Linked DNA regions of Homo sapiens: region 1 is linked to region 2. The links are chromatin loops, found by intact Hi-C in ENCODE. Cell type or tissue: pancreas. All regions are shown on one strand. Each heading gives the region's core, and the rest is flanking DNA. Links, peaks and the distances in the headings are about the cores only.

Region 1 (16,520 bases), core at 5,870-9,869, 530 kb after region 2:
CCACAGAATATGGCAGGAGTGATAGCTCACTTCCAAGATTAGGTTATAAAAGACATTGCAACTTCCATCTTGTTCTTATCTCCATCTGTCCTCTCCCTCCCCTGACACACACACTCTAGACCCTCCCCACTCTCCCAGATCATTTGCTCTGAGAGAAGTCCACTGCCATGCCTTGAACCCTGTAGAGAGATCCCTATGGTAAGGAACTGAATTCTCCTGCTGACAGTCATGTGAGTTAGTTTAGAAAGGAGATCTCCAGCTCAAACAAGCCTTCAGAGGACTGCAGCTCCAGCTGGTATCTTGACTGCAACCTCATAAGGGACCCTGAGCCAGAACCTCCCAGCTAAGCCATTCCTGAATTTTCAACCCTCAGAAACTATGTGAGATAATTAATATTTATTGTTTTAATCTGATATGTTTTAGGGTAATTTTGTTACACAACAATAGATGCCAGAAATATAGTGATTGATACGTGAAGGTACAACAGACTTTTTACAACCTTGATACAAATCACATTCTAAGGATGGCAGAGGGCTTTTATTAATGTAGTTGAACATCACACCGGCTCTGGACTGCCTAATTAAGACTTCTTGTGGAGGCAGACCCCTATCTGTTTATACTACATAGTAGGGTTTTTTTGTTATTTGCAGCCAAACACATTCCAGACTGACATACTCAACAATTCCCAAAATTCAATTACTGTTTCTAAAGAAAGGTTCCTCTTATTCAAGGATCTACCTCTGCTCAGAAGTTCATACTTCTCTTATCTTCTGGAACCCAGTTGTTCATTTAATGATCCAGAAAAAATATTCAGGCTGTCCTGCAGGAACTCCTAGTATTTAAAGGCAGTGGCAAGGATTATCCCCTTCATTCAGCAAGCAATTACAATACTTTCAGTAGAATGCCTACTTCTTAAAACATGTCTCCCTTTGACATACTAAAAACTTCATTCAGCTACACCCCAAAACACAAAGAATTCAGAAATGTATTCTAAGCTGCTGGATCATATAATCCATAGGAAAATGAGTTTCTCTTGATGATAACCTGCTTTATCATATGAATTCCAGGAACATGTTTCAGCCCAAGAGAAGGAACTGGCTGTCTCTAGATGAGGTTCAATCATGTAACACATAATGATGTTTCAGTCAATGATGTACTGCATATACAACAGGGTCCCCTAATATTGTACAGTAACTTTTTTTTTTTTACTATACCTTTCCTATGTTTAGATATATTAATTAATTAATTAATTAACTTTTTGAGGCAGGGCCTCGCTCTGTTGCCTAGGCTGGAGTGGAGTGGTACGATCACGGCTCACCGCAGCCTTGACCTCCTGAGTTCAAGTGATCCTCCCACCTCAGCCTCCCAAGTAGCTGGACCTACAGGCACACACCACCACACAGGACTAATTTTTGTATTTTTGTAGAGATGGGGTTTTACCATGTTGCCCAGGCTTAGATATATTTAGATATACAAATAATTACCATTGTGTTACAACTGCCAGTGTGTACTCAGTATAGTAACATGCTATACAGGTTTGTAGCCTAGGAACACTAGGTTATACCATATAGCCTACGTGTGCAGTAGGCTATACCATCTAGGTTTGTGTAAGTACACTCTGTGATGTTTGCCCAAGGACAAAATTGCCTGATGACATTTCTCAGAACATATGTCCATCATTAGGTGATGCGTGACTGTACAGATCCCACATTGTCCTCCTAACTGCTTATCTCTCTCTAGATGCCAAAAGATGCCAAACATTGTAACACGTAACAGAAGGAAAGTTTCATTTGGCACAGAAGTAAAAGTAATTCAGATCTAGTGACCTTCTTTTGTTTTTTCTTTCCAAGTGTACAATTGCTGAGAGATAGAAGCAATGCAGCCCCAGAAGAGGAAGAAAAATGACAGGAAATCCCGATCCACACTTGACCAAAATCATCAAACAATCTAGGCAACTGGTTTTCACTCGTATGATAGTTTTTTAAGTTGTCAGCAATTCTTGGCAAATACAAGAATAGAAAATAACTTCAGTAAAACTCTGAGCTAAAAGGCTTAATATTCTCATAGGTGTCTTGCCCTTATAAAGGGTGGGTGGGTAGGGGGGTACCTAAAGAAAGGAAATTTAGTCAGAGAATAAACCTTCTGCTGTAAGAGAAAACATAATCCAAAATATCAAGTATACTATATTTGAGGAAACACCAAATTTAAAACGAAGTTTTTCAAAATTTATGTAACTCCATATATATCACTTCATACACACACACACACACACACATAATTTACAGATAACTTCTTAACATTTAACCAACCTGAGGAAGCTATTTCTTAAAATTTAATTTTAAGAGAAATTCATTTTAACTTTGAGATGTAAAAAACAGTCTAAGATCTTTGAAGCTAGCCAGAGTACATTCCTGGATTCTAATAGTACTGCTTAATCATAGCCAAGCAGACACAAAATGGTGTTTCATAAAAGTGTGATAGTTGCTACTGCAACGATCAGTAGGTGTGCTTTTAATGTTTATTCAGTTGCATATTTTCAGAACTAACATGACATGGATTGCTAAAGCCTGGAACAGCTCCTTGATTTCGAAACATGGTCACTTCCATAATGGCTATATATAAAAAAGCAGAATAAGAGGGCAAAATTTTGTTTGTATTTTTATTTTTAAAATATGGAACGCTTTACAAATTTGCATGTCATTCTTGTGCAGGGGCATGCTAATTTTCTCTGTATCATTCCAACTTTGGCATATGTGCTGCTGAAGCAAGCACAAGGCGGGCAAAATTTGAAATGCTAGTTCCCATCCCACAGAGACCCACACAGTACTCCTTACATCATACTTAGAGAAGGTGTCATATTCATGCATATTTTTGCTTTTGATCTGTGAAATTAATTTAGGGATAAATTCAGTTCTACTTTTTATTTTTCCTTTGCTGCCCCTACCGGCCCTTCCAATAACTTACAATAACATATTGTTTTAAAAAGTTACTTATGATAATATTCCCGAGACTTTTCTGCAATTTGACGATTTCTTCCACTCACAGGAAGACAGGCCTAGACTATAACAATGAAAGTGAACTCCACCAGAGGCAAAACAATGTGACTAAACACAGGGACTTCCCCTTTGCTACACCATGGTATTCTTTGACCTACTTTAGTTTTCTACAAATCATCCCTTTAGTTCTCAGCCTGAAAGCACCAAAGCTAGGCCTCTGTTAATCACACATTAATAAACAATAACAAACAACAAAAAAGACAAACACATGTGTACACACACGTACACACACACACACACACATTTATATTAAGGAGTAAACAATCTAATCTGTGGAAAAAGCCACACCACTAAATAAAACATTAACAAAGGATAATTTGTTGAGTTTTTTTTCTAGAATAGATTCTAAAAAATTTAAAAGGAGAATTTTTAGATAAGTATTTTAAGAAATGTAATAGCTTTTAAAATTAGTGTCTTGTGTATGTATTCCTGATCCACAGATCCCATCTTTTGCTTAAAGCACCTGTTTATAAAACTTTACAATTTCTAATTGGGAGTGGCAAGAGAGATCTGACATGCTTGATTTGACCTGCCAAGCCTTTTTTCCTTTGGGAGAATATTCATCTGCCTTTTCTATTGATTAGTTCAGTACTGTGCAGTTTTATGAAGATTCTAGAAAAGTGTTAGGTGAAAATAAACAGCAATGACAGTGAACTAATCTATTTTAGAGGGAAAATTCCTCAAAGGCAAAGACAATTCCCTCCCTCATTTACCTTTTTAGGTCAGAAAAAGTAGGCCATCAATAACTATAATTAGTGCAGCATCTGTAGGATGCTCGATTCTACTTTAACTACATAGAATAATTTAATCTCACTGAAATTATAATTAAATGAGATCAGTACTTAATATGTCATGGAGCTATTAGTAAGCCTCAGAAAACTTGTTACTGGAATGTAGCAATTGTTCTCCACAAGACGAATGACCAAGGGAATCAGGAATAATGACATAATCTTCCTTCTCTCTGTGTTAAATTTATGCCAGGCAACTTTCAATGTCTCCAGGAAAAGTATCCACTGCTCTTTCTATTCTCCCCTCTGAATCCTTGCATCAGGACAGACCAATTTCAAATCAAATACATTTAAATGGTTAAATCAATACATGTATATGAACCCTGATTTAATTTATGATTAAATTGCTACTCAGAAAGGTAACAATTTCTTTAAAAATGCATTTTACTTTTTGAAATATCTCACACATATTATTCATAACTCAGTTGTATATCTGACTTTAAAATGTACATAATCTAAAATTAAAGCAACAATAAGTTACTCTTAATTTTATATTTCCCTTAGGAAAAAAGAACAATGTACTAATATACATATCTGTGAAACCACATCTGATTCCATGTATTAAACCTAAATAATAGACAGGCATGCGATCTAAGAAAAAAACAGCCTTGACCAAAAAATTTTTTTCAACAAATTTAATGTTTAGAAATTTTCTATTTGTGTATAACATGTAAAATAAAAATTTTAAATTTTGAACACTTTCAGTTATAATTTAAAAATGTACCATGTATTTTAAACAAAAATTAAAGGGGATGTATCAGAATTAATTCTACCTAAATATTTTGGGATATGCAATAAACTTGATCTTCATCTTCCTCTTTTAAATTAATTAACCTGCTGGGTGAGGTGGCTCATACCTGTTATCCCAGCACTCTGGGAGATGGAAGTGGGTGGACTGCTTGAGGTCAGGAGTTCGCGACCAGCCTGGGCAACATGGTGAAACCCTGTCTCTACTAAAAATACAAAAATTAGCCAGGCATGGTAGCACACACCTGTAGTCTTAGCTCCTCAGGAGGCTGAGGTGGGAAGATGGCTTGAGCCCAGGAGGCAGAGGTTGCAGTGAACTGAGAGCGCACCACTGCACTCCAGCCTGGGCAACAGAGCGAGATCCTGTCTCAAAAAAAAAATTAATTAATCTAACAAATATTTATTTAGTTTTTACTATGTGCCTAATGAGTGATGAAAAAATAAATGATGAGAAAACCCTGATATGGTCTCTACCCACATTAAACCTCACTTTAGTGGAGGACAGAAATTAATCCAAGAATTATCTAAACGTGATAAAAGATGGTGCTCTGAGGAATAATGAGAGAGAATGGATCAAGTTAGGGAAGCCCTAGAAGGCTTTCTTTTTAAGAGACAGGGTCTTACTCTGTCACCCAGATTGGAGTGCAGTGGTACAGTCACGGCTCACTGCAGCCTTGAACTCCTAGTCTCAAGCCATCCTCCTGCCTCAGCCTCCCAGGTAGCTGGGACTACAGGCATGAGCCACCATGCCCAGCCTGGAAGGCATTCTTGAGGAAGTCAGAATTGAGAGAAATCCGAAAAATGAACAAGGGGAGTTTATTAGGTGAATAAGAGAGCAGAGGCAAAGCTCTGTCCAGGTAGAGGAGAAAGCATGTCAAAGGCTTTTGAGCAAAAGTAAGCAGTAAGCAAAGAGGGCCTGTGAGTCTGAGGCGCACAGAGCGAGGAAGAGCACATTGCAAGATGAGGCTGCCAAGGTCAGCAGCCACACCATGGAGGGCCTTGCAGGGAGGCTGACTATTCAATTTGGCTTACTCCTGTTGACTTGGTGTAATCCCTTCTCTCACAGTGTCCCAGTTTGGATGATAAATTATGTGAGGCCATGTAAAAACATTTATCTTTAACGAAAACACTATGAGAAGTCATATATAAAAATTTTAAGATGGTGTGTGCGTGTGAAAGAGAGAGACACAGAAATAGCTGTATTAAAACATGAATTCATACACAGTAGTCCCCTGGTATCTGTGGGGTACACATTCCAAGACCCCCATAAATGTGTGAAACCACAGGTAGTACTGAACCCCCTATGTACTATGTTTTCTCTTATACATACATAGCTATGATAAAGTTTAATTTAGAAATTAGGCCCAGTAAGAAATTAAAAACACTAAGTAACAATAAAATAGAATAATTATAGTAATATACTATAATAAAGATTATGTGAATGTGGTCTCTCTCTCTCTCAAAATACCTCATTATACTGTACTGTTGGTAAGTGAAAGTGAGGAAAGTGAAACCATAGATAAGGTGGGACTGCTGTATGAAGGTAAATATACAACTGCATCTGCAAAGTTTGAAACACACTTCATAGTTGGTCTCAGGGAGAACGAGATGTCTGAAAGTATACCAAACGAATGGGTTATAGAGCCTTCCTGCAGAGAGAAACAGCCCTTGGTCACTGCCCTGTCTGAGTCCCAGGAGTCACCCTGTAGAGGTCGGGCAGGCTTCTGGCCTGAGAGGGGAGCATGAATATGTCTGTCAGCCAGGGTAGAGACACACCTCTATATTAGATAGAAGAGGAGAGGGAAACTGCCAACATAGGCTCAGGTATAACTGTTTGAAGAGAAATAAGTAGGAGGGTGGGGTGGTGGGAGGGAGCACACGAGAAAAGAGAGGAAGCCTGCCCTTGGGCAGGGGGTTGGGGGGAAGGCCAGTAGGCTGCATAGACCAATGACTTGCCCCAAATTTTCCATGAGCCATACCCAGTAGGCAACTCAATTACAGTGATGGGACCAGAGGGGATAGAGATGATGTGGAAATGTTCATGGAGACAGAGCAATCAAAATTTAGGGAACCACAGTTGGGGAACTGTCTGCTCATCCCAACTGAGAACTCACTATCTTGCCAGAAGATGAGTTTTGCCTAATCCTTGAATCCTGAGGTCTTCTCTGAGATTAATGCTGTGATTACTGCTGTTTCCCCTTTGCATTTTCCTATGTACCCTTGCTGATCCTTTTGCTTTTAAGCTTTTGATGATACTTTGATTCAGATACGTCTTGTGCTACCATCTTTTAATCTGATTGTCTTTCTACTCAATCTATAAATTCGTCACCAGGGGAGTTTTAACCATTTACATATAAAGCTATTCATTACATATTGTGAAGTTAACACATTTCAAAAGAAGAAAAATACCTTCTACAAGTTGTCTGGTACCCAAAAATGTCTGAAAATAGTTATCCTTTAAAAAAAAAAGAAAAAAGCCAAAAAAAAACTAAAAAAAAAATTAGATTTTCATTTATTTTACCCCAACTTGTAGCCTTTTACTTTACCCATATCAATGCTGCATTAAATAGAAAAAATAAAATTGAGCCATGTATACAATTTTGGATCTAAAGAACTGAAATTCATGACATGGAAATTAACAATGAACGGTAAAATCATCATGAAATAGTCTTAGAATCTTAGTAAACTAGTATTTAGCCTTGTCACTAAACTGGCTTGATTGATATCTGTCAACTTCTAGAATTTCCCCCACTGCCCCCTTTTTTTCCTACAGGCCATATGATCATTCAAATCCTCAAACAGCTATACCCTTATGTTCCTGATTATATGCCAAGATGATAAATAAAGGTTTATAGATGACTCCAGAGTTAGCTCAGAGTCAATAAATCTAAAGGTGACCTAGTCCACATATCAGGCTATAATGGAAAATAGTGTATTTAGCTCCAAAGCATCATGGATTCAGCTACCTAGACAATACTCTGCCCAATGATGTACTAATTAACACCAAAATAGAAAATGATTTAGGACAGTATGTGCTTTAGAACAAAAGGAAGATCTGAAAGCCACAGTTCATCATCAATCACCAAATCAAAACATGGGACATAAAAAATATCAAATGAAAGAAGAGAAGAGAGGAGGGGAGAGGAGAGGAGAGGAGAGGGGAGGGGAGGGGAGGGGAGGGGAGGGGAGGGGAGGGGAGGGGAGAGGAGAGGTGGGGTGGGGGAGAGGGAAAGGGAAAGACCGAGAGTGGGTGGGAGAGAGAGAGAGGGAGAGAGATGAAGGAAGGAAGGGAGGGAGGGAGGGAGGGATAGCAAGCATAGAGTATATGAAGTATAAACAAGTCTATATCGCTGAGAGTACACTTTCAGGTTGGCAAAATCTGTGTGGTGATAAACTAGTAACAATTTAGCAATCTCTACATATGTAACAGAGGCAAAACAGCAACAACAGCAACAATAACCAGTCCTCTGTTTTACTTTCTACACCCTCTAGTTGCCTAAATGTCTTCATATTACATACTGTGACAATTTAAAAAAGTTATCAAGAATAGTACTGTGTCCTCTTGTTTTCCTCATCAAGTATGTAACATAGGTTACCTGTCACATAAGAAACTGTGCTATTTGAGTTGCAAAATTTTGCACTTATTTCCAATCCCTCTCTCCTTAAGTTCCCGAATTTAATAGCCCATTAACTCTTTTCAGTTCTCTATTCCTATTATTTCCCATTTTCACATCTATTATCATAACCTTTATAAGCATATATTTTCCTTAACTTTAGGCATGTCTGAGAATCATTATCACTATCAGTGTTCTTATAGGTTTATAAAAAAAATTATTTTCCCCTAATACTATTATTATGATGCTTCTCAGATTTATAAGAATAACTATTGTTATTTAGTTTCTTCTTTTCCTGTTTTCATTTACTCATTCAATTTTCAGAGATTTGTTTCTTTTTATTTTTCCAATATTAAAAGAAGTAACAATTCACTGTGATTGAAATAACTAAAATATAAATTCACTTGGTTTTAAAAATCACCTGATTGTCCCTCTCACACATTCCTTTCTATTTGATCATGAAGACATAGGGAGAAAACTCTGAAGCAGAGTCCTTTTTCTTTCTTAAATAGCCTCAAATGTGTAACAATATGACTAGAGGATGAAAAAACAAAGAAAAGCAAGATATTGGGCCATTGTAATAAGGACGAGGTTGCAGGCCAAAAAATAAGATAAATGTGTGTTCAGGTGTAGAAAAGACCCTGGATCACACATTTCTCTTTCTGACATATGTGATTGTAATATTCTTGGTGTCTTAAAATACTGACCCCTTATTAAAATACAAAAAAATTATTTTCTTTAAAATATTAAATTACTTTAATATTACTTTAAAATATTGAAATTATTACTATACCTTTTCTCTATTATAATAGAAGATACTATCTATAATTAGAATCTAAAACCAATACATTGAAGGTATTTTACAAAGTTAGAACTCCTTTTCGTCTAATGTAAGATAAGAGCCTAAACTAAGAATAAGATCATCCCTTAAATCTTAAAAGAGGCAAGTTTAAGAGGGATAAAAGAATCACTACTATCCATACTCAGTGAAAGGTAAAATTATTAAACGAATACAATAGTTCCTGGTTCTACATTCAAATTAATTATTTCCAACTAATACATATATTGACAGGTAATAAAAAGCCTTTGTTAGATCCTGTATCTTGATTTTTGGCTTAATAACATGTCTGTAAACTAAAACAAAAATACACAAATTTGTGATTTCTACCAAACTCTTTCCCTAGAGCCTTTGCTGTAGCTTCCTCACAGGGGAAGAAGCAAAACATAAGCTTGCTTATTTTTAAATCACGAAGGTTTGCTGTTTCTTTTTTTTTTTTTTTAAAGTCACTATGATTTGTTGTAATTTTTACTGGAGCAGTAGGGGAAGAGGGTTATTATTTCTCTTTGTCTCCCTGCAGTGAATTAGGGTAAGGAAGGAATGTGGATCCCTCTGGGATAAAATGAAAAAGAAAGTAGGTGGGAATTATATGTGGGTCTACTCTATTTCCCTTAAGAAATATCGACCAATTCAAGTAACCAAGATCCAGACATGTATCATAGCACTGAGATCATGTGATGGCATTTAAATTTTAATAAAAATAAGATGAAACTAAACAAGTCAACAATAGTCTTCTGTTTTCAAGTATGTGTGATACGAAGTAGAAAAAAGAGGCTCATGAAGATAACTCAAATGGTGGACACAGCCATACCACTTGAATAACCAACAGATATAAATGGATATTATTTTTAAAAGAGAAGAAATAATGACCATCCCAAAAAGAAACATGCTGCAATAGTGAAAGACAGTGCTAAGCTTAAAAGTTCGAGAGAGACTATGTAGAGAAAAATGGATTTGCCTGGGTCAAGTGTCAATGAAGACTTACAGTACAGCAAACGTTGAAGTAACAGATGCCAGAATACAATAGAAACTCTCAGATCTGGAGGAAAAAGGCAAAAAGCCACCATCATCTTATTATCTCCTTGGCCCTGGTTCTTCTGGTGCAATATTCGCAAAATCAATTATGTTTCCTCAGACAGGCCTACTTTGAAAATGTATGCTTTTCACCTTTCATTCTAATACAATTTAATCTGGTTGCTTTTCTGAAGAGGAAAAGAGTATATAACTTCAAGAGCCTATAGTCTGGATGTCCCACCATCCTCCAGCCCTCACTGTTCAACAAAACAGCTTGAACCCCAATGCCTCCTCACTCACAACTTCCCCTCCCTATCTGTAGGTCTCCAGTCTATCTGGGCACAAAGGGATTGTATCACTGTCACTGCAGGTCCTCCACACCATGACCAACTTCCCTGAGCTCCCATAACACCCTCCTGCACAGTGCCCACCCTGCTGTCACTCCACAGATCATCATTAATGTGTAGTCATCAAGGGTAGAAGTCTTTTATGGACATTTTGGAGGTAAAAGATAGTAAAAATAGGAGAGAAAATTCCCTAAAACTGAACGCTAAGTAAGATAACTGTCCTCCAAATTCAAAGAAAACAAAAAAGGAATGTAAGCTTTTCAAAGGGATCCATTTCATCGGCAGAGCCTCATTCCTATGGCTATAGCTTTGTGTTATTACCTCTCCCTCTCTCCGGTCTTTCCTCTTCCATCTCTTAGTTTTGAGTACTCAAATCCTATACACACTTCCTCAGGACTCTCAACTGCACTCACCTTGACTATTCACAAGAGCAATTTATTTTTGCTGCTGCCTTATCCTACCAGATCAGCCCCAAGTACTATTCTTTTCACAGTCTCAATCCACTCATCAAAATGTCTTCCTAAATAGCATGAAACAGACACAATACAGGTATGCTGGATATGTTCTATTTGCCCCTGCAAAGTATGTATCTGCCCTACTCTACCCTGTTTTGTGCTTCAAAATGCTCACCACTATGGACTGTATCATTACGGTACTCTTACTGTTTGGTTTATGATAGAGAGGCACTAACAAATTGGAGGACAGGGAGAAGAAGGTCAGGGTATTTATTCTGAAGGCAGAAGTGGGTATATTCCTCTATTGAAGGCCACAGTTCCTGTTAGGCAGGCAGGCTTCTCTTATAGCTGCAGACCTCACTGAGTTCCAGTAACTACACTCAACCTTTGCCCCTGAAGTTTGGGGGGGACAGTGACTTCCAGATGTCACTAGTTCAAAATGCCCATCATCCCTTCTTGGTTTCTCTTAACCCTGCATACACCTTTGTAGACAGTCCTTTTTCTCTTTAGTCACCCCAGCTGAGTGTGCCATCCATTTTCTGCTAGGATCCTGGCTGATTCAGCAGGGAGAAAAAGAAACTAATTAAAAATTTAATTGATATCATCAGAGAATAAAATACTCATAATATAAGAACTGGCTGCTCAGAGAAAGTAACAATCTGAGAATACAAAAGAGTTATTGAAAGTTAAAAACATGGCTGCTAAATAAACATGTCAATAGAAGAACTGAATAATAGAACTGGGCTGAAGGGCAAATTTGTAATTTGGAAGATAAGTTCAGGGAACTCTCCAAGATATAAAGTAAAAAGACAAAAAAGAAACGGTATATGAAAAAAGGTTAAGATGAAGGTCTAACACTTAACTATTGGTCAAAAAAGGACAGACATAAGAGATATAATAGAGGAGAAGTAACAAAAGAGAGGATAGAAGAGTAATTTGAGATTCAATCTTTATATTGAAAAGACCCAAGCATAGTGGGGAGAAACATATTCTGACATACACCAGTGAAATTTCCTGGGCTTTTTTTTTTTTTTTTGAGGCAGAGCTTCACTCTTATTGCCCAGGCTGAAGTGCAGTGGTACGATCCTGGCTCACTGCAACCTCCGTCTCCTGGGTTCAAGCAATTCTCCTGCCTCTGCCTCCCAAGTAGCTGGGATTACAGGCACCTACCACCATGCCTAGCTAATTTTTTGTATTTTTAGTAGAGATGGGGTTTCATCATGTTGGCCAGGCTGGTCTGGAACTCCTGACCTCAGGTGATCCACCTGCCTCGGCCTCCCAAAGTGCTGGGATTACAGGTGTGAGCCACCGCGCCCAGCCGAAATTTCAAACTCTAAAGATAAATGAAAGCATCTTAAGTTCCCAGAATGTCCTTCTTCTTAGGAAAAACATGATAAAGTATTTTGGGGTGAAGTGTTTGTAACTTTCAAGAGGTTGAGCAAAAGGAGAGAAAAAAACAGAGAAGGCCATCGTGGCAAAATGTTAACAATACGTGACTCTAGGTGAAGGGTATATGGCATTTTCCATACTATTTTTTGAACTATTTGATAGGTTTAAAAAAAAAGTTGCGGAAAAAAGAAAAACAAGCCTCCTAGAGAGGGGTAAAATAAAACAAACAAACAAAAAAAAACACCAAGTTCCATGCTAAAAGAATAAGAATGAGACTGGCATAAGACTTCTCATTATAAACACCAGATGCTAGAAAATAATGGAATAATGCCTTCACAGTTATGAGAGAAAATGATTTTAACCTAATATTCAAATCAACTGTAACAAAATCTGAGGTAAAAGTAAAAACATCTTCAAATATTCATGGGCCAGAAAACTTAATTCCCACAAACTTTAATTTTTTTTTTTTAAGACTGGGTCTTGCTCTGCCACCCAGACTGGAGGGCAGTGATACAATCATAGCTCACTGTTACCTGGGACTCCTGGGTTCAAGTGATCCTCCCACCTCAGCATCCCAAGTAGCCAGGACCACAGCCGTGTACCACGACACATAGCTAATTTTTACTTTTTATTTTTTTGTTGAGATGGTGGGAGGGGGGGTCTCACTATGTTTCCCAGGCTGGTCTCAAACTCCTGGCCTCAAGAAATCCTCCTGCCTCAGCCTTCTAAAGTGCTGGGATTATAGTTGTGAGCCACTGCACCCAGCCTCCACAAACTCTTAAGAAAATTAATACTGAGCTTATGAAACTTAAAAAACATAGCAATGAATTACTTAAAAAATGTGATGAAACCACATCTTATTATCACGCTAATCCAAGCATTACATCACCTACTGCTGAAACAATGCAACAGCCCTTTAACTGGTCTTCATGCCTCCTTTGTTGTACCTATCCATGCCCCACACAAGAACCATCATTTTATTTTAATGTTCCATTTTATTTTTTTAAATGTAGGTAACAGATTCACATTGAACAAAATACTTTCACGTGATTTGAATGTAGGAAGTGCAAAAGAGCATTAAGTCTCTGAGACCCAGAGAGTGGGGCCCCTACACTTTAGAGGGCCTGCTGTGGACCTCCTCCAGCTGCACCCCTCTGAGAGATGAAGTCCACAGGACTAGGGCATGTGCCCACCCAGATTATGCTTCAGGTACTTGGAACCGTAGGAATCTCTACTCAAATGGGCTGAGCCAGCTCTCTGGGCCTACACATGGGTTGTCCTCCCTATGGCTGAACACAAGGCCCATGTACGCAACCTTAGGCTCAGAAAGTGGACAGGCAGCAGCTGTATGTGGGGTGTGCAGCAGCTGATGTGAGGGCAGGGTGTCTATCCTTCATAGTGTAGGGGTGGGTGGGATTGGGGTGGGAGAACAGCATAGACAGGCCACCGCCAGGGCCCACCAGTTGAAATGGGCTTATGAAAACGTATACAGTGAAAAGCCTTGGACTCATTCCTGTCCCCAGCCAATGGCTACTTTTTCCAAAGACAACTACTGTTTCTAATACAAGTTAATCACTTTAAATCAAAAATCTGAAAATGTAATCTCCAACCTAAAGGATTTTAGTGGTTCTCTATTACTGTTAAGATAAAATCCAAAATTCTTAAAGTGGTCAACATAGCATTTTTCAAACTATAACATTCATTAGAACCATTTGGGGATTCAAGTCTGATCCAGTAGAACTGGGGTGAGGCTTGAGATTCTGCATTTCCAATATCTTCCCTAAGTGATACTGATGCTGCTGACCCATAGGCTACACCTTGAGTAGTAAGAGCGTATAAGAAATTAATATTCCTTTTGAAGCTATGACTTCAGCTACCCAGGTAGGGAAGGACGTTTTCCTCCTGGTTTACCCATCTCATTTAAAGAGAAAAAGCTACAGTCAGTCCACACAGATGGGAGAGAGGGTGGGTAGAAACTGCCAAGTAATAATAATAGCTAACATTATTCATTCATTCAACAAACATTTGTTGGACAATGTATGTGATAGCATTGGTCTAGAGGGTCCAGCAATGAACAAGAAAAAGTCTCAGTCTTCCTGGAGCTTATAACCTACTAGGGCAGACAGAATAAATATATAAGTAAATAACGAGTTCAGGTCGTGTTTGGGGCAAAGAAGAAAAATAAATCAAGATAAGGATCTAGAGGGTAAGAAGAGGTGCTATTTTAGATAACTAAGGCATATACAAAGATAGTTTTTGTTTCTTTTTTTTTTTTTTTACCATACTAAGTTCTAAGACAGGCACAATGCTAAGTACCTTAAAGAGATGAAGGTCCTTTTATCTTCATTTTGCTGATGATAAACTGAAGCTCAGAGATGGTAAGTAACTTCCTCGAGGTTAGACAGGCAGAATCGGGATATGGACCCCGGCAGTCTAGGATCAATTTCTGTGTTAATATGTATTTCCTGTTCATGTTACATGAGGGCTGCAACTCTGCTGTGCTCAGCTGAGCTCCCTGTGTTTTCATATTCTGGAAGCCAGACTTAAACTTTTAACCTGTAAACTGCCAGGTGAGGGCCTGCCAGTTTAAGACCAGCATCATAAGAAACTCAAGTACAAATATTCACCAGACACACTGCAAGAATGTGTCTTGTACTCACTCAGCAGACTCAGAGGCACGAGCTAACATTTAGTCAACAAAAATTTCCCTTTGTTGGTTTAAAACTCCCCAGTTTCAATCACTTCAATTTTTCTCTAAAGTTTAAGGAAAATAAGTTTAACATGCAGCAGGTCACTCTCGTTTTAGCAATGGTTCTTAATCTTTTAAGATCACAATCTCTTTGAAAATCTGATAAAACACGGGCTCTCTCCCAAGAAAAATGCAAGTGAGTACACAGTTTTGCATGCAGCTTAAGGGGTTCAGACACCTAAAATAGCAATAATCCTCAATTTGAGAATGCTTACATTGTAGCATCTTCCAAAATAAATCTCTGCTCTGAAAACTTTCTTCTCCCTGGTGAAGGGAGTGATCCTCTTTTACTAATTACTTAATTTAATTAAAACACAGTTAACTCTTAATTATTAGCATTTCAAAAATACAGCTTTATCCTCTAACACAGTTCTGCAGCAAAAAAGAAAAAGGACCTAGCTAGCTGTTAAGAATTAATTATTTCAGCTTCCTGAAAGGCAAGTTTCAATGATAGGTTATCTATGTGTGAATTAGCCATAAATATTTTTATTGTATAGTGGGTGATTTCCCTTCTATAGTCAGTAGTTTACAACAAGTATGTTGTTGAATATAACTCCAGTCCTTGAGAAACACAAGCATAATTTCCCTAAGTCACATATAATTTCCCCAAGTCGCATGTTTTTAGAGAAAGGTAAATTTGTTCCTTCTGCCCTCTAAAAACCATGAAATGCATCTCTAGACTAAGAAATGATTTAGGCTTCTGTATCATTTTTCAGCTTCATAGTATATTGTTGATTTTACTTTTTTTAATAAACAAAACACAGTACTACTAAAATGTAAAATGACACAATGGAGAGAGCAGGCAAGTAAAACAGTAACTTTTGATTCTTGATGCCTCATGTTTAATTATACAATGACTGAACCATAATGTGGTAGAGCTCTTAATACAACATACCCAAATTATTGCATGGCTAATTCAAGGAGTTTAAAGTAAACAGGAATATAAAGATGCTTAAATAAATACTTAAGGCCAGCTGTGTTTGTGACTTGAAAGAGAGCTAAGGCAACACGATAGTTGACTACGGAATCACCAAAAAATACAGACATTTTATCTAGTCAATTTTTTTTTTAATAAAATGGCAAAGATATTTGAATTAAGCAGATTTAGAAAAAATTATAAATAGGTAAATTTTTATTATTTGCATTCAATAGAATAAAAAATAAAGTGTTTTTTTGTTTGTTTTTTTAGTTTCAAGAGGCAGTATAGTATTGAAATTAACAAAATAAACTCTGGAGACCAAATGTCTGAGTTTGAATCCTTGCTCTGCCATCTGCACTAGCTAGGTGAACAGGGGCAAATTAGATAACCTCTTTGTGTCTCAGCCTCCTATTAAATGGGTGAATGCATGTACAGAGTTTAAAGTGGCACCTGCAAAAAAAAATCCAAGCATTTGAATGTAAGCTCTACGAGGGTAGTGATTTTTATCTATTTTTCCCTTTAGTGCATATGAGTACCTAGAACAGTACTAAAGATGGTAGGTGCTCAAAAAATATTTGTGAAATGAATGACTGTTATCGTTGTT
Region 2 (16,520 bases), core at 5,610-9,609:
CAAGGGAGATGCAATTATCCTACTACCCATGAGGAAACTGGGGCACTCGGAGGGTAAGTGGTTTCACAAGCATATCGAGTAAGCATATGTCTTCTGGATCCCGACCCTGTGCTCTGCAGCCCTTCTGGTAGTAGTAATAATAGTAGCCCCCATTTTAAAGTCATCGTGGGTCTTGAGGCTAGAACAGGAAAGATGTGGGTGTAGGGGTATGCACAAGGGTGTTGTTTTGCACAACCCCATATGTGATGGCAAAGAACTGGAATCAGTGGTTGGCAAACTTTGAAATATTTAATCTTCACAATAATTGAGAGAGTGTCCTACTTTGTCACCCAGGCACAATCATGGCTCGCTGCAGCCTTGACCTCCCAGGCTCAAGTGATCCTTCCACCTCAGCCTCCTAAGTAGCTGGGACTACAGATATGCACCACCATGCTGAGCTAATTTTTAAAATTTTTTTTAAAACACAGATGGGCTCTGGCTATGTTGGCAGGGCTGGTCTCGAACTCCTGGGCTCAAGTGATCCTCCCACCTTGGCCTCCCAAAGTGCTGGAATTATAAGCATGAGCACCACGTTTGGCCCCACTTTCCACTTTCAAAATGCTTGCAGACCCCAAAGAGCTTTTATGTGGGTGGGATATATAATCACCAGTATTAGAAATCAAACAGAAATTGTTAGATATTTAATTCATTTAAAAATAACAATAAGCACATGAAATATTACCTAAATAGCATTATGAAAAGTAACAGCATTTCCAAAACAAAAAACAAGTTAGTGAGAAAAGTGGCATTGTTTTAAATTTTTGCCAATGTCTGGTTTAGTAAAATACAGACAGATTCTGTTGGAATATCACACATCATGTAGCTCCTGAAAAAATCAACTGTGTGCATGTGGGAGAATGAGTGAGAAAGGTAAATAATGTCTTAGTGGTTTTATGGAAAATGACTTTGACCTCATGGACTCACTAAGAGTCACAGGTCCCTCAAGGGTCCCTGGACCACCCTTGGACAAGGCTGAGTTTATTGCTAATGGGATGAAGGATTCCCATGTGCCCACTGGAGCCCACTGGTAAGAGCTGGTATTGGCAACTGGAGTGGAGAGGGGGTGCTAAGCATGGGAAGGGTGGGGCCAAGCTGGATGGGAATTTGAATACAGGAGAAGATGGTAGCCAGTCTACCCATTGAGACCCCCTAGCCACTGCCTCATGTCATCCTTGTTGCTGCCTACTGCTCTGAGCCCTAAGCACTTTGCCAGCCCAGCCCCAACCTTGCAACTCTCTTCTTTAGCTTCTCCTCCTGTGTCTCAGCTCCTCCTTCTCTGAAAGCTTCTGGTTCCTTTTCCTTTTCTCACCATCTAAGTTCTTTCTTGGATCCACATAAAAATGGCGATTATAAAAAACAACACCCAATATTATACAAAGTACTTTCACACATAACGTCTTTTTCACACTCTTTTCTTGATGTCCATAGCAACAAATACCAGCCGATGCCAGTTATTCTCAAGTGTGTCTTCCCATCCCTGACTCCACCAGTCTCCTGTTCTGTACTTCCAATTGCCTACTGGATCTCTCCTTTTGAATGTTGCGTAAACTCAGTGTGTCTCAAATAGTTACCCAACCCAATCCTCCACACTGAAATATTTTCTGGCAGTGCTACACCTTTTGCAGTGATACTGTCTCAGGCACTCACACAGCTGCAGTACTCTAATACTCTGCCACTGGCCCCTTGGCAGTCGACAAGAGCCAGTGATGTTGGGAACAGAAAAGAAGGGATAGACATTAGAATCATGTTACATGATGGAGAAAGGGTTCAAGATAAGTATCAGTGCAGGACAGGACTTGGAGAATGGTTAGTTATTGGAATGAATGGCAAATCCAACAATCTGAAGACAGGAGCAGTTTGAGCAAAGGTGATCCCAGGACTTTCAGCCTGTCCTGCATGTTTCTACGGTTTCGTCTACAGTGACTGGATCAGTTCTGGAGTCTCCCAGTTCTCATTATCCACCTGGGGGCTGGGGATAAGACTCCAGAGAGTCCTAGGACAAGCTGGCCTTTGGGAATGCAGTAGATAGTTCTCATTTCTCTGATTCACTCTTTAATTTATTGAATAAACACTGTCAAGTGCTTCTTATGACAAGGCACTCTGCTAGATGCTATGTGGGACATAATGAAGTTTACAGCTTTAAAAAAAAAAAGTCATTATTTTGGCCAGGCACGATGGCTCACGCCTATAATCCCAACACTTTGGGAGGCCAAGGTTGGGGGATCACTTGAAGCCAGGAGTGAAAAGAAAGAAAAAAGAAAAAGAAAAAGAGTTATTATTTTAATAGGAGAATCTATAGATTGGTTACATTGCTCCTTAAGGAAAAGTCAGCAATTTAAATCAAAATTAAAGCTTGAATCTCTAAAACTGGCTAACCTCATCTGGAACATGTGGCTCCCGCTTGCACCTAAGATCACCTTCTCCATTGTCTACCAGGCTAGCGTGAGCCACACCTGTTCAGTTTTCCAACTATCAGCTAAGAGAAAGACTTCATTAATATTTGGAGGATACAGGCCGGGCACAGTGTCTCATACTTGTAATCCCAGCACTTTGGGAGGCTGAGGCAGGTGGATTGCTTGAGGCCAGGGGTTCAAGACCTGCCTGGCAAACACGGTGAAACCCCATATCCACAAAAAATATGAAAATTAGCCAGACATGGTGGTTTGTGCCTGTAATTCCATCTTCTTGGGAGGCTGAGGCAGGAGAATCACTTAAATCCAGGAGGCGGAGGTTGTAGTGAGCCGAGACTGTGCCTTTGCACTCCAGCCTGGGCAACAGAATGAAACTCTCAAAAATATATATATATTTTGGGGAAACAGATAATAAATTCAGAAAATACTTGGAATCTAGATGATATGGCTAATAAAATTTAATGTGATCATCTTCAGCATGAATCTCCACTTTGTTCTAGCTCTCCTTCCAGATTCCAGATACCTCTTCTATCCCCTCCACAAGACGATACTCACAGACATACATATACCTCTGAGTGCTTCCTGGAAAGGGCAGAGTCCAAAAAGAAGCCTCTTCTCCATGACAGTCATTGCTAGAACTTGCCCATAACCAGTTCTCTCTTTCCAAGCACACAGGTGGGGTCACACTTTCTGCCCCCTTGGCAGTTAGGCAAGGCCATGTGATTATTTCTGAGCAGTTAGTTGGCAGTGAGTGGAAGTGATGTGACATGTGTCATTTCCAAGGTGAAGCTCTTACTAGCTGGCTTGAGAACTTTTAGATCTCTTTTCTTTTGCATGGAAAACCTGGAAATACCATGTTGAGACAGAGACACCCAAGATAAAATTGCCTGGAAGGCTGAGCCACCACATGAAAATGCCAAACTACCCATGGCAAATGCTGTGTGAGCAAGAAATAAAATTACATTCTGTTTTTTTCTTGGAGAAATAAGGGAAAAAATAAAAATAAATTACATTCTAATAAACCATGGAGACCTTTGGCGTTATTTGTTATGGCAGCATAATCCAGCTTGTCTTGGCTATACACCAGACGGCCCGCAGGCCAGCCCCTTCAGGGTCTGTTTCTTGTCTGAGGACCTGACCCTTCCTTGGGAATTGACACTAAGAATGGCTGCTCTCCTTGGCTTCATCTCCAGACCCATGTGGCTTGTCTCTGGAGGGCTTAGCAATAGCAACACATCTCTCTATTGCCCCAAACCTCAACATTCACACATATGCTATAACTGCCCCAAGAAGAACCCCCCTGCATCCCTTAACTTTAAATACTGTCTTACTTGGGTTTTGTGTTTTTGGGTCACAGTGAAAATATTAGGTAGACAGGTTTAAATGTATCCGATGACTTTAAACCCGACTTTGATACTCAAGTGGCCAAGAAAGCTGCTTCCAATTCTTTAGGGCTTGGACTTGAGCCGTCAGTTGTTTAAAACTCTAAGCAGATGCAAGTTATAAAAACCATTTGTTCACATATGAAGTCTGCATCCATAGAAAACCATTTTCAGAGTTGAAATCAATCTAACCAAAGAAGAATAGGCAGGGCATAAAATCAAGCAGTGCCAAGGCACATGCTTAACCTGACCCATAAGGAATCCAGCCTTTCATTCCTCCAGCAGGTGGGGATCCAGAGGCATCCTGAGAGAAGGGGCAGGTGGGAAGAACAGAGCACCATTAGGAGTCAGGAGTGTATCTGAGATCCTGTACTGCTACTAACCATATATAATCTCATGCACATAACTTTGGGTAAGTCACTTAATGTTACTCTTTGGGCCTCATCTAAGACCTTTATTTCTGTGAAGCTCTGATGATTTATAGTTTGATCAAACGGTGTATACAGATGGCCCATACACACACGAAAAGATGCTCAGTATCATGACTCATTAGGGAAATGCAAATCAAAATCACTGTGAGACACCACTTCACACTACTAGGATGGTTAGAATCAAAGAGATGGAGAATAAAAAAGGCTGGCAAGGATGTGAAGAAATTGGAACTCATATGCTGCTGATGAAAATGTAAAATGGTATAGCTTTGGAAAACAGTTTGGCAGCTCCTCAAAATATTAAGCATCTAGCAATTCTACTCCTAGATACCTAAGAGAAATAAAAATATATATCCGCACAAGAACTTGTACATGAATGTTTGCAAAAGATTATTATATTAGCCCCAAAGTGAAAACCCAAATGTCCACTACCTGATGAATGGATAAACATGATGTGGCATTACATACAAAGTAGTAGTATCCAGCAACGAAAATGAAGTCCTGATACGTGCTGCTACAAGGATGGACCTTGAAAACATTATTCTCAGTGAAAGAAGCCAATCATGAAGGGCACACATATGTATGGCTCCATGTGTATGATATGTCAAGTAGGCAAATCTATAGCGATAAAGAGTAGGGCCTGGGGGTGAGGGCAGGAATGAGGAATAATTGCTAATGGGTACAAGATTTCTTTTAGGGGTAATGAAAACATCTGAAATTAGATTGTAGTGGTGATCGCACAACTCTGTGACTAGACTAAAAATTGCTGAACTGTGTGCCTTCCATGGTTGGATTTTATGGTATGTGAATTATCAAGCTATTAAAAATAGTGTACAGGGCTGGGCACGATGACTCACGCCTGTAATCCCAGCACTTTGGGAGGCCGAGGCGGGCGGATCACTTGAGGCCAGGAGTTCAAGACCAGCCTCGCTGACATGGCAAAACCCTGTCTCTACTCAAAATACAAAAATTAGCTGGGCATGGTGGCGCACGTCTGTGATCTCAGCTACTTGGGAGGCTGAGGCACTAGAATTGCTTGAACCCAGGAGGTGGAGGCTGCAGTGAGCCGAGATCATGTCACTGCACTGCAGTCTGGGTGATAGAGTGAGACTCTGGCCAAAAAAAAAAAAAAAAAAAAAGGTGTACAGATATTCACCATTCATTCATTCATTCATTCATCATTTACTTGCTGTCTACTCTGTGCCAGGAGCCGGGCACACTGAGAATAATGAGACAAACTCCCTCACCATGACAGACTTGTAATCTTTTAGGGACAACAGACAGACATAATGTGGTGTCAAGGAAGAGCCTTGCCCAGGTATCCTGGGAAGACCAGGGCACTCAAGTCAGCCAGGAAATGTAGTAAAAGGCATAGAAAGGACTGAGGGACAAACACTGTGCTGGGGAGGAGAGATGCAGAATAACAAAACCCATCCCTAGTCTCCAGGAGATGAAAAGAGTTGAGAGAGCACCAGTGCAGGGCCGAGTGTCATCCATACAACGAGAAATTACAAAGTGCTCTGGCAATTCAGAAGAGGGAGCTATAATGAATGTTATTCTTCTGAATGTTCAGAGAGAAATTAGACATAATTTGGTCCTTCAAGACATAACAATTCCCCTTTAGAACCCCAAATTCAGGGTGCACAGTGTAAAAACTGCTGCTATCATCAAAATGTGTCCCTCATTTTGCACTAATAACCTATCACATTTTAACCAAACTTTGAAAAGGCAGAATATTAAATTCAATTGCTAAAGAAGTATCAGTTGATTTCTATTGATTAGAGCAACATAGTTTGTAGAATTAAAAATAATTGCTTATGCTTTTGTGGTACTGACATAATTAGATTTAACAGCACAAAAATAATGCTCAAGCCATGACAAAGCAACTTTAAGTCTGGGGCAAAATAGACAGCTGATGTATGGATGAGCTAAACTCCCACCTTACCATCACCACTTTGTAGCCCATAGTTACATGTGGGGAATAAGGAAGAGAAGGGGCCAGGTGCAGTGGCTCATGCCTGTAATCCCAGCACTTGGGGAGGCCAAGGCGGGTGGATCACCTGAGCTCAAGAGTCCAGCCTGGGCTTCACGGTCAAACCCTGTCTCTACAAAAAATACAAAAATTAGCCGGGTGTGCTGGTGCACGCCTGTAATCCCAGCTACTCTGGAGGCTGAGGCAGGAGAATTGCTTGAGCCTGGGAGGTGGAAGTTGCAGTGAGCTGAGATGGCACCACTGCACTCCAGCCTGGGTGACAGAGCGAGACTCTTTATCAATGAAAGAAAGGGAGAGAGAGAGAGAGAGAGAGAGAGAGAGAGAGAGAGAGAGGAAGGAAGGGGAAGGGGAAGGGAGAAAGAAAAAGGGAGAGAGAGAGAGAGAGAGAGGAAGGAAGGGGAAGGGGAAGGGAGAAAGAGAAAAAGAAAGAAAAAGGAAAGGAAGGAAGGAAAAGAAAGAGGGAGGAAGGAAGGAAAAGAAAGGATGGAAGGAAAGAAAGAAGAAAGAAAAGAAAAGGAAAGAAAAGAAAAAAGATGAAGAAAGAAAAAAGAGAGAGAGAGAAAGAAAGAGGAAGGAAGAGAGGATTTGCTGTGGTGGTTGGGAGGGGACTCCTTCATGGAGATGGAGAAGGAGCAGGCAGAATATTGGCACTCAGAGCTCTTGTCATAGCATAAGTTAGAGGGCCCCACGGCAACCTGATGACAGCTAAAGGCAGGTCCCTCTTCTTGCTGTGACCCAGGGCACCGTCCTTATTCAGACTGAACTGAATCTGCAGCCTGTGTGTGCTCTCTAGACCCACCTTGACACTTGGTTTGGGGAAGGCTTTCTCCTCCAAGGCTCTGGTTTGTCCCCAGTTTGTGCCACTGAGTTTCAGTCCCCTTCAACTGTGCCTGAAGGCTAGAATTTATGCCCCAGGGGGCAGGGGCCAGGGAGGGTGTCCTCAGCCTGTTCTTTACTTGACAGCCTGCATCTGCCCCTATTTACATCCTCTGCAGTGCTGAACCTGCTTTCTGTGTTCATTCATTCTTTCCAAGCTCCACATGTGGCAGAAGGGTCTGGACTGGGATCAAGAGAGGCCGGCTAGGTTCTCAGCTCCATGATAGGCAAACCCCAGTTAGTATGGAGCTCGGCTTCCTCACTCACCCAGCTTCATTTGGATTCAGACCCGGGTTAAATACCTGCTGTGTGACCTGGTGTGTTAGCCAAAGTTGCTCAACCTTCATCTCCCCATTCGTAAAATGGGGGAAAGAATACCAACCTTGCAGGGTGCTGTGGGCATCAGAGATCATTACTCACAGTGCCCAGCACTGCGCAGACATTCATTAGCCAGCAATTGTTATCTACGATTGTCCTCAAACCCCCTTCCTATTCTGAGAGAGATGCTGGGTCACAGGCTCCCATTCTTCAGGCTGGCATTTCAGTTCCATCTGGAAGATGAGTAGAGGCAGCCCTGAGGAACCTGCTAGGGGCTCAGAGGCACAGATGATGGCCAGATGTCACTCCTCCACTCCTATTCTTGGACCCTGGCCTGGGGTAGCTTGGCCTTCACCTTCCGGCTTCTCTGCGCAGCACTCACGGCCCTTCATGTTTGCACGTGTGCCCTCTGCTCCCTCTGCCTACATGAAGCAGAATGGAGGGTGGACTTTAGGTCTTCCTCCCAGTGCAAACCTTCTCCTGTGAGACAGACTGCAAAGGGCCGAGGATAATCTGTGCTTGGTGACGTGAACTCATTCTCTAAGCTGAGGCCCTAACCTTTTGTTGTCATGGGCTCCACCAAGAAGCTGAGGATGAATGCTCAGAAATCTCCACTGTAACCAAGTTCTGCACAAAAATCTGCTGAGGTTTTGCATAGATTCTCCAGGGGCTCATGACCACAAGTTCAGACACCTGAGCTCTGGTCCCTCCTCGTGTGTGTGCGGCAGCCTCTCCCAGGGTCTTGGTGCTCGCCTGCTCTCTGGAAGATTAACAAAGTCAGGGTGTTGGTTTTTCCAAGGGCTGAGTTGCTGCGGTTGGAAGTACTGAGGGTGACCTGTACGACCCTCCTCTCAGGTAGGGAGGACTGGGGGTCCTCGGCCACCCAAGAGGCTCCTGAAGAGGGCACCCTGAGGTGCCGGCATGTTCTGGACATCATCATTCATTGGGAGAATCTGACCAAATATGTCATTATATTACATATGAGAACATTATAATCAGCACATTCTCAGCAAAAATGTTCACTTCTTTAACACTATTTTCTTCACACTATTGAGCTCTCATGCAAGTAGAGTTCGCCATTGATACTGTTTGCTGGATGATAATTAAGGATGACTTCCTACATTGTTCCCCAAACCTAGTGAACCATCAGAACCACCTGGGAAGCTAATACAGACTATTCAGCCCCATGCCAAACTTATTGAACTTGGATCTTCTTTGGAGAGGCCCAAAAAACTGTACTTTTAAAATAAGTGTCATCAGTGAACCTAATGATTAACTAAGATTAGGAAACAAGGACTTAATATTGAGTAACATTTAACCTTCCTAAAGAAGGCTTTTTTTTTTTTTTTTTTTTTTTTGGAGACAGGGTCTCACTGTGTCACCCAAGCTGGAGTACAGTGGCATGATCATGACTCGTTGCAAGCTCAAGCCCAACCTCCTGGGCTCAAGTGATCCTCCCACCTCAGCCTCTCAAGCAGCTGGGACTACAGATACACATCACCATGCCTGGCTAATTTTTTTTTTTTTTTTTTTTGAGATGGAGTTTTGCTCTTGTTGCCCAAGCTGGAGTGCAATGGTGCCATCTCGGCTCACTGCAACCTCTACCTCCCAGGTCCAAGCCATTCTCTTGTCTCAGCCTCCCAATTAGCTCGGATTACATGCATGTGCCACCACACCCAGCTAATTTTTTTGTATTTAGTAGAGACAGGGTTTCACCATGTTAGTCAGGCTGGTCGTGAACTCCTGACTTCAGGTGATCCACCCGCCTTAGCCTCCCAAAGTGCTGGGATTACAGGGAGGCAGGGCTGGCTACTTTTTTTTTTTTTTTTTTTTTGATTTTGTAGAGACAGGGTCTCCCTATGTTGCCCAGGCTGGTCTCAAACTCCTGGGCTCAAGTGATCCTCCAGCCTTGGCCTCCCAAAGTGCTGGGATGACAGGCATGAGCCACCGAGTCTGGCCTAATAAAATTGTTTGAGAAATCAAATAATTGATGTTATATACCCAAAGTATTTTAAATATATTTATTAGTTTGATCACTGTTCTCTGACAATTTAAGGCAGCTTTGAGAGATACATGAAGCACAGTAAGTTTTTGTTTGTTTGTTTTGTTTTTTTTAACTGAAGCTAGAGAAATGAGGCAAAGTAGATTGAAACAGGCATTAAACTAAAACTGCGTGGTAACCTCACACATCAAATTTCACTGGAGCAATCCAACTCTTTTATATTTCTGTCTCACTCTCCCTCTCTCTTTTTCCATTAAGTGGTTTTGAGGTCATCTCAAGTGAGGCCATTTCATCAAACTAGACTTTATAACAAAGTACTTTAAGAGGACCAGGGTGAAGCCACTCACTCCATTTTTATGGTCAGTGATCACAGCATCCCTGACCCTTACAGTCTAGTGTGGAGGTGGTGGGTGGAGTGGGGGAGACAGATAGTAAACAAATCACCATAAAAATAAATGAGACAACAACAGGGTGTGTTTAGGACTGAGACAAAAATGAAGACGGGTGCTGTGCTGGGAAGTGTCCAGGGTGCCCTGGGATCAGAAGGTCAGAGAAGGCCTCTGAGGAGACAGCTTTTGTGTGGAGCCCTGCAGGGCATGGGGCCCAGCTGGGTGACCCTCGGGGCAGAGCATTCTAGTCAGAGGGAAGCTGGCACAAGGGCCCAAAGGCAGGGCTGTGTTTGGGGTATGGGAGGAACAGGAAGAACATCTGTGAGTTGGCAACTAATGGCTTTTTTCCCCAGCTGGGTAAAAAGTGTTATTAAAAACCCAATGTATCTGGAATATTGTAGCGGGTGCTACTGCCACATCCCAGGCCACCACCTGTGGATTTTTGTTTGTCCTTGAGAGCGATCTGGTGAGGCCTTCACCCTTCCTCCTCCCTCTGTACTTTCCCCTGATGGGTGTCCCTCTTTGATGGCATCTCCAAAACTTCACCTTATCACCTTTTCTTGGTCCTTTTCCTCTTGCTGCCATAATACAAAAGCCTGTACCACTGAGCAGAATGCCACCTCCTCCAGGAAGCCTTTCTCAGTCCTAGTCAGCATGAACCAGCAGTAAGCGTCTTTGACTCCAGTCTCCCACAGCACTCTGTGAGTATTTCTCCAGCAGCTCTTGCTTCTCTCTACCCTGGACTGTATGGCATGTCTTGCAAACACTTCCCTCATCCCAGTACCTCAGGCAGCCTCAGGAATGGGATCTGGGCTTTATTCTTCACTGTGTCCCACCTATGCTGGGTCCGAATGGGTATCTGCAAATTATAGAGCTTATTGGCTGTTCACAGGCAGTTCGTGAAGCCAGTGTCATGGAGCAGCTGAGCTTTGCTCACCCTGGGTTAGGCGCTTGGGAGGGATAAGAAGGATAAGGCACAGCTGTTGCTCTTAAGAAGCTTAGAAATCTCTGGTGGTGGGGGCAGGCAGGCAGGCAAGGCCAGCACACTGACAGTACCAGTGTGGGGCAGTGGTCGCCAAACTGAGGCAGGAGGGGCACACCACAGAGCACTTGACGACCACGGGTACCCAGCGGGAAGAAAGCACAAGAAATTCTATTTTGTTGTATTAGTGATCTGAAAAATTAGAAATAAAAATTGTTTTACTCATTTTTGCCATCTGGATGGTCCTTAGCACCTCTCTGTGTCCATTGTGAGCCAGCCATGGTCTAACACCTTTCATCCCCAAGGAGACGTGGCATTCGTAATGCTGAGGCCTTGAGGATGGCATTGTCACTTGTGCACTCACCCACAGTGAGTCACCTCACACTACAGTTTACGTGCTACAGGATGTTATGGACATAAGTAATTTTATAAAGACAAGACTTTAAGAAATTTTTTTAAACTTTTTTCTTTCCCATTAACTTTTACAGAAGGCACAAGATCTTTATAGCAGAATCTTTACAGTATTTTGTAAATGAAATGGTGGGGGTAGGGGTGGCCATGACAATCTTTTGTACCACATAAAGGGTTTTGGATTGCTCATGGCAGTGTATAAATGAATTGTTGGACTTAAAGATGAATTATGCACTTTCTTTGAAAAACAATTTTTAAAATCCTTGATTGTCCTAAATTTGCCGACCTTTCCTATAGGAAGTGGTTCACTAGTATGCTACTACAAGTATTTTAAAAATTAGTACTTTCAAGGTATGGGTGATGTTATTTATTTATTTATTTATTTTTGAGACAGAGTTGTGCTCTTTTTGCTCAGGCTGGAGTGCAATGGCATGATCTTGGCTCACAGCAACCTCCGCCTTCCAGGTTCAAGTGATTCTCCTGCCTCAGCCTCCTGAGTAGCTGGGATTACAGGCATGCACCACAACGCCCAGCTAATTTTGTATTTTTAGTAGAGGTGGAGTTTCTTCATGTTGGTCAGGCTGGTCTTGAACTCCTGACTTCAAGTGATCTGCCTGCCTCGGCCTCCCAAAGTGCTGGGATTACAGGCATGAGCCACCACACCTGGCCGGGTGATGTTTTTTAACAAGAGTGAGAAAGAAGAGCCCTTATAACATCAGTGACTGCTGCTAGAAAGAGAACATCTGAGCATCTCTGGAAATGTTGCATCATGATGTGATTTGTAGCCAAAAATTATATTAGGTATTATTTATTTTAAAACTCCCACATCTGCACACAAAAGGATAATAAAAAAAAGACTGAACATCTGTACACACATAAATTTCACAACTTAAATGAAATGGATTTATTCCTTGAAAAGCACAAACCACTGAAACTCACCAAATATGAAACAGATAATTTGAATAGCCCTATAACTATTAGGGAAATTAAATCACTAACTAAAAACCTTCCAAAAAAAGAAGTCTCCAATCCCAGGTGATCTCACTAGAGAATCCTATCAAATGTTCAAAAAAGAAGTAACACCAAGTTCTACTCAATGTCTTTCAGAAAATCTCAGTCTCTTCCAGAGGTAACACTTCTCAATTCATTTTATGAAGCTAGAATTACTATGATACACAAACCAAAGACAGTATGAAAAAATAAAGCCAAAGATCAATATCCCTCATTAGTGTAGATACAAAAATCCTCAGCAAAATATTAGCAAATATAATTTAGCAATATATAAAAATAATTATACACCATCATCAAGAACAGTGTATTTCAGGATGCAGGGCTGGTCCAATCTAAGACCCAGATGAAGGCAAGGATGTCTATTCTCTTAACTGTTATTCAGTATAGTAGAGTTGAGGTCCTAGCTTGTGCAATAAGGCAAGAAAACACAAACAGATCAGAAAGAAAGAACAAAAATAAAAAACCTATCCCTATTTGCAAGTGCTATTATTGTCTATGTAGGAAATTGAAAAAAGTCTACAAAAAGTTTCTAAAACTAATAAATTCAGCAAAGTCATAGGATACAAGATAGACATACAAAAGTTAAGTGTCTTTCTATATATTGACAATGAATACATGGATACTCAACTTAAAAATATGATACCATTTACAATTGCCAAAAATAGAAAAAGAAAAAGTACTTTGGTCCAAATCTAACAAAACATGTACATGATTCGTATGCTGAAAACTATAAAATACTAATCATAAAAGATCTAAATGAATGGAAAGACATACTTATATTTATAGATTAGAAGACTTGGCTGGGCATCTGTAATCCTGTAATCTCAGTACTATGGGGAGCTGAGGCAGGAGGATCACTTGAGCCCAGGAGTTCAAGACCAGCCTGCACAACATACAGAGACCTCCATTTCTACAAAAAAAAATATATTTTTTAAATTAGCTGGGCATGGTGGCATGTGCCTGTATTCCCAGCTGCTCTGGAGGCTGAGGTAGGAGGATTCCTCGAGCCTGGGAGGTCAAGGCTGCAGTGAGCTGTTATTGTGCCACTGCACTCCAGCCTGGGCAACAGAACAAGTCCTTGCCTCAAAAAATAAAATAAAATAATTTAAAAAATAGAATAGAAGACTCAATATAGCAGAGATGACAATTCCAAAATTGATATATAAAATTAATGCAATTCCTATCAAAATCCCAGCAAGATTGTTTATATATCTGGACAAGATTATTATAAAATTTACATAGTTGGGAGGCCAAGGTGGGAGGATCATTTGAAGCCAGGAGTTTGAGACTAGCTTGGACAACTTAGTAAGACCCCCATCTCTACAAAATTTTTTTTTAAAATTAGTCTACCATATTGGCACATGCCTGCAGTCCCAGCTCCTCGGGAGGCTGAGGGAGGAGGATCACTTGAGCCTGGGTGTTTGAGGCTGCGCTGAGCTATAATCATGAAGCTGTACTTCAGCCTGAGTAACAGAGCAAGATGCCATCTTAAAAGAAAAATAAAAATTATATAGAAAAGCAAACAAAAAGCTAAAAAAGGTAAAACTATTGAAAAATAAAAATAAAGTGAGAGTAATCACTCTACCCAATTTTAAGACTTATAACTATAGTAATCAAGACTGTGTGGTTTTGGTGAAGGGATGGTCACAGAGATTAATGGAGCAGAATAGAGAACTGGAAAATAGACCTACACAGATATGTCCAACTGATTTTTAGAAAGTTGTAAAAGCAGTTCAATAGGAGAAGGATAGGCTTTTCAACAAGTGGTGCTGGGACAACTGGATAAACATAGCTATCAACAAAAAGTAAACAAATCTCTACCTGGAACTCATATCTCATACAGAATTTAACTTAAAAATCAATCACATACTTAAATGTAAAGTGTAATTGTTGAGGAAAAAATAGAAGAATATATTCAGGATCTATGACTAGGCAAAGAGTTCTTAGACTTGACATTTAAAACACAACCCATACAAGGAAAAACTGATTAATTGGACTTTATCAAAATGAAAAAGTGCCCTGTGAAAGACTGCTGTGTGTTGAAACAGTACCTTGCTTTTCACGATAATAAAATACCGTCTAAAATGAATGTTGATAAACTACTCTAGAGCAGTGGATCTTTTAAGTGCCCACTTTGCAGACCAACCCTTAGCGCAGTGTCCAACAGCCAGTATAGGCACTCCACAAAATGTCAATGCAACTGAATGGCTTGTCTCCACCACACGCTGACGGTTCTCTGTAGCTGAATGGAGGGTGAGGGGACCTAAGGAAGAACATACAATGAAAGCCACAGGTACATGCCTTTTACATTTTCTCTCCTCCTTTTCCTCCTCTTTCTCCTCCCTCTCCCTCCTTCTCTCTTTTCCCTTTCCTCTCTCCCCTCTCCCTTTATCTTCACCTTTCTCCCTTTCCTCCTTCCCTCATCAAACCTCAGAAGATCACGGAGCATGGGAGTTTGAAGTAAGGAGTACAGGAAATGAAGATTGAAATTTGCATGTATGCTCAGCTCACAGCCACCAGATGGCGGGAGGAGATCAGGAAATTCAGGCAAAGCCCTTCTGCTCCAACTTAAAGAAACCACAACCAGCCAGCACCTGGCCAGCTTGCTTTTCTGGGTAAGTGACTATGTACAGAAATACTTTTTGTTTTCCATAACTCTCTGTAAAGCAATACCAGGTGCTGGCCAAAGCAAGTAGATGCTGTGTAATTTGATAGTGAATGTACCCATAGGAAGGGACAGTGTGTTTCTGCTTCTCCTTCCCTCTGCCTTTTCTTTCTGCATCTGCAAAATAGGGGTTCTGGTTGTGACCTGCCTCACTGTGATAAGTCCGCTGAGAGATAAAATGAGCAAAGTGCCCTGTGTGCCACAGATGACAGATGTTTTTCTAGGAAGAATGGCATCAGTGCACCATGTGTGTCTGACCACCACCACCCACAAGGAACACATGAAGTGCCCTGGTACTGTGGTAGCTGTGAACCTTGGGGTGATCTCTAAACATGCTTCCAATCCTGATGTCATTCTTTAGCTAAGTAAGACAATGACACCCACTGAGTTACACTCACCAGAAAAAGTTGCCCCATGACAGGTACCAGAGTCAACGGAGAAAGATATTTTCTTGGTAAGAATGGTTCTGGGAGGGACAGATTTGGAGCCAGGAGCTGTAGGTGAGATTTCAGCCTTGCTCTAACCAAGTCTGACCCTCCAGCCTCGCTCTCCCACCTGCAAATGAGAGTGATGCCTGTCCCTTAGCAGAGATGATGTGGAAGCACTCATTCTGACCTGAATAGACTTGGTATATATACCATGTGTGGAAGTTAGAGATGTTTCCTCCTCATTCTTCGTGTTGAATTTCACCCTTTTCTGAGGATATCTGAGTCTCTGCACTAAGGAGAGGTGGAGTCCACAGGCTGAGAGGTGCCTCACCATACTAGAAGCATGCCGAGTAGGCACTGTCTCAGGCCAGCTGGTTGACCAGTTTTGGCTTCTTTCTCCTTCTAGTGGGTAACTTCATCCTGTTTTACAAATATCATGGTTATTTCTTGGCATATTAAGCCGTGAGATGAGCCATGTAACTGGAGTCAATGTATGTTTTCATTTTAATCAGAAAATTCTTGAGACTTCACCAAAGGTCTTTCTGTTCCCATACTGTCCCTCCAAATATCTTACACATGGCAGATAGGAGGTAAGATTAAAAACAAACGGTAGGAGATGCTACAGTTACTATGATGAAAGCCCTTGGAGCAGGCGGCAGAGTGCTCAGGCCTCGAATGGGAGTCAAGGGATCTGGTTCTCCAGGTGCAGTCAGGGACAGCCTCAGACTGGCCCTTGGGAAAACCAGAAAACCAGAAAACCTGACCTGAAAACACGCCCTTCTTCAACAGCAATGTTTTCTGGAATGAGCACTTGGAGAAAGTTTGGTGGTTCAAAGGAAAGGAACCTAAGGAACAGAATGAAAGTGAAGGCATGTCATTGGTCAAAACAACTTTGCAACAAGGGAGGCACTGGCGGAGGCACCTTCTAGAAGTACACTGGAAGCCTGAAGAAGGCTACAGTCCAATGCACAGCCCAGCTGCTGGCTTGCAGCACAACTTGCTGCCTCCCGCCATGTGGCTGAATGCACACAGGGGTGCCCTGACACTGGCCATTTTGCAAAGATCCAGGGGACAATGGCAGCTGGTAGCAGCAGGAGTGGGGAGCCCACAGCAAAGGGATTAATGATGATCCACAGGGACCCCTGTGGAGAGATGTCAAACAGCATCTGCAGATGATTCTAG

What was found. Peaks named below come from ENCODE experiments on the same cell type or tissue, not always from the same donor. Only the 100,000 strongest peaks of a DNase experiment are listed, where the experiment ranks them.
Region 1: a loop joins it to region 2, with 4 times the contacts of the local background. A loop is called at or near these places in 98 of 110 quality-filtered maps.

What each region holds. Positions count from the first base shown.
Region 1 is chr6:109,056,843-109,073,362 of GRCh38, forward strand. All of the region lies in intron 1 of SESN1 (sestrin 1), which reads right to left. It also overlaps the pseudogene RNU6-653P. Among named protein-coding and RNA genes, the nearest start is that of SESN1, 30 kb to the right of the region's middle. In pancreas, for the core only: no CTCF peak of the experiment used is centred there; no DNase peak of the experiment used is centred there.
Region 2 is chr6:108,527,417-108,543,936 of GRCh38, forward strand. No RefSeq gene overlaps it. Among named protein-coding and RNA genes, the nearest start is that of FOXO3, 25 kb to the right of the region's middle. In pancreas, for the core only: no CTCF peak of the experiment used is centred there; no DNase peak of the experiment used is centred there.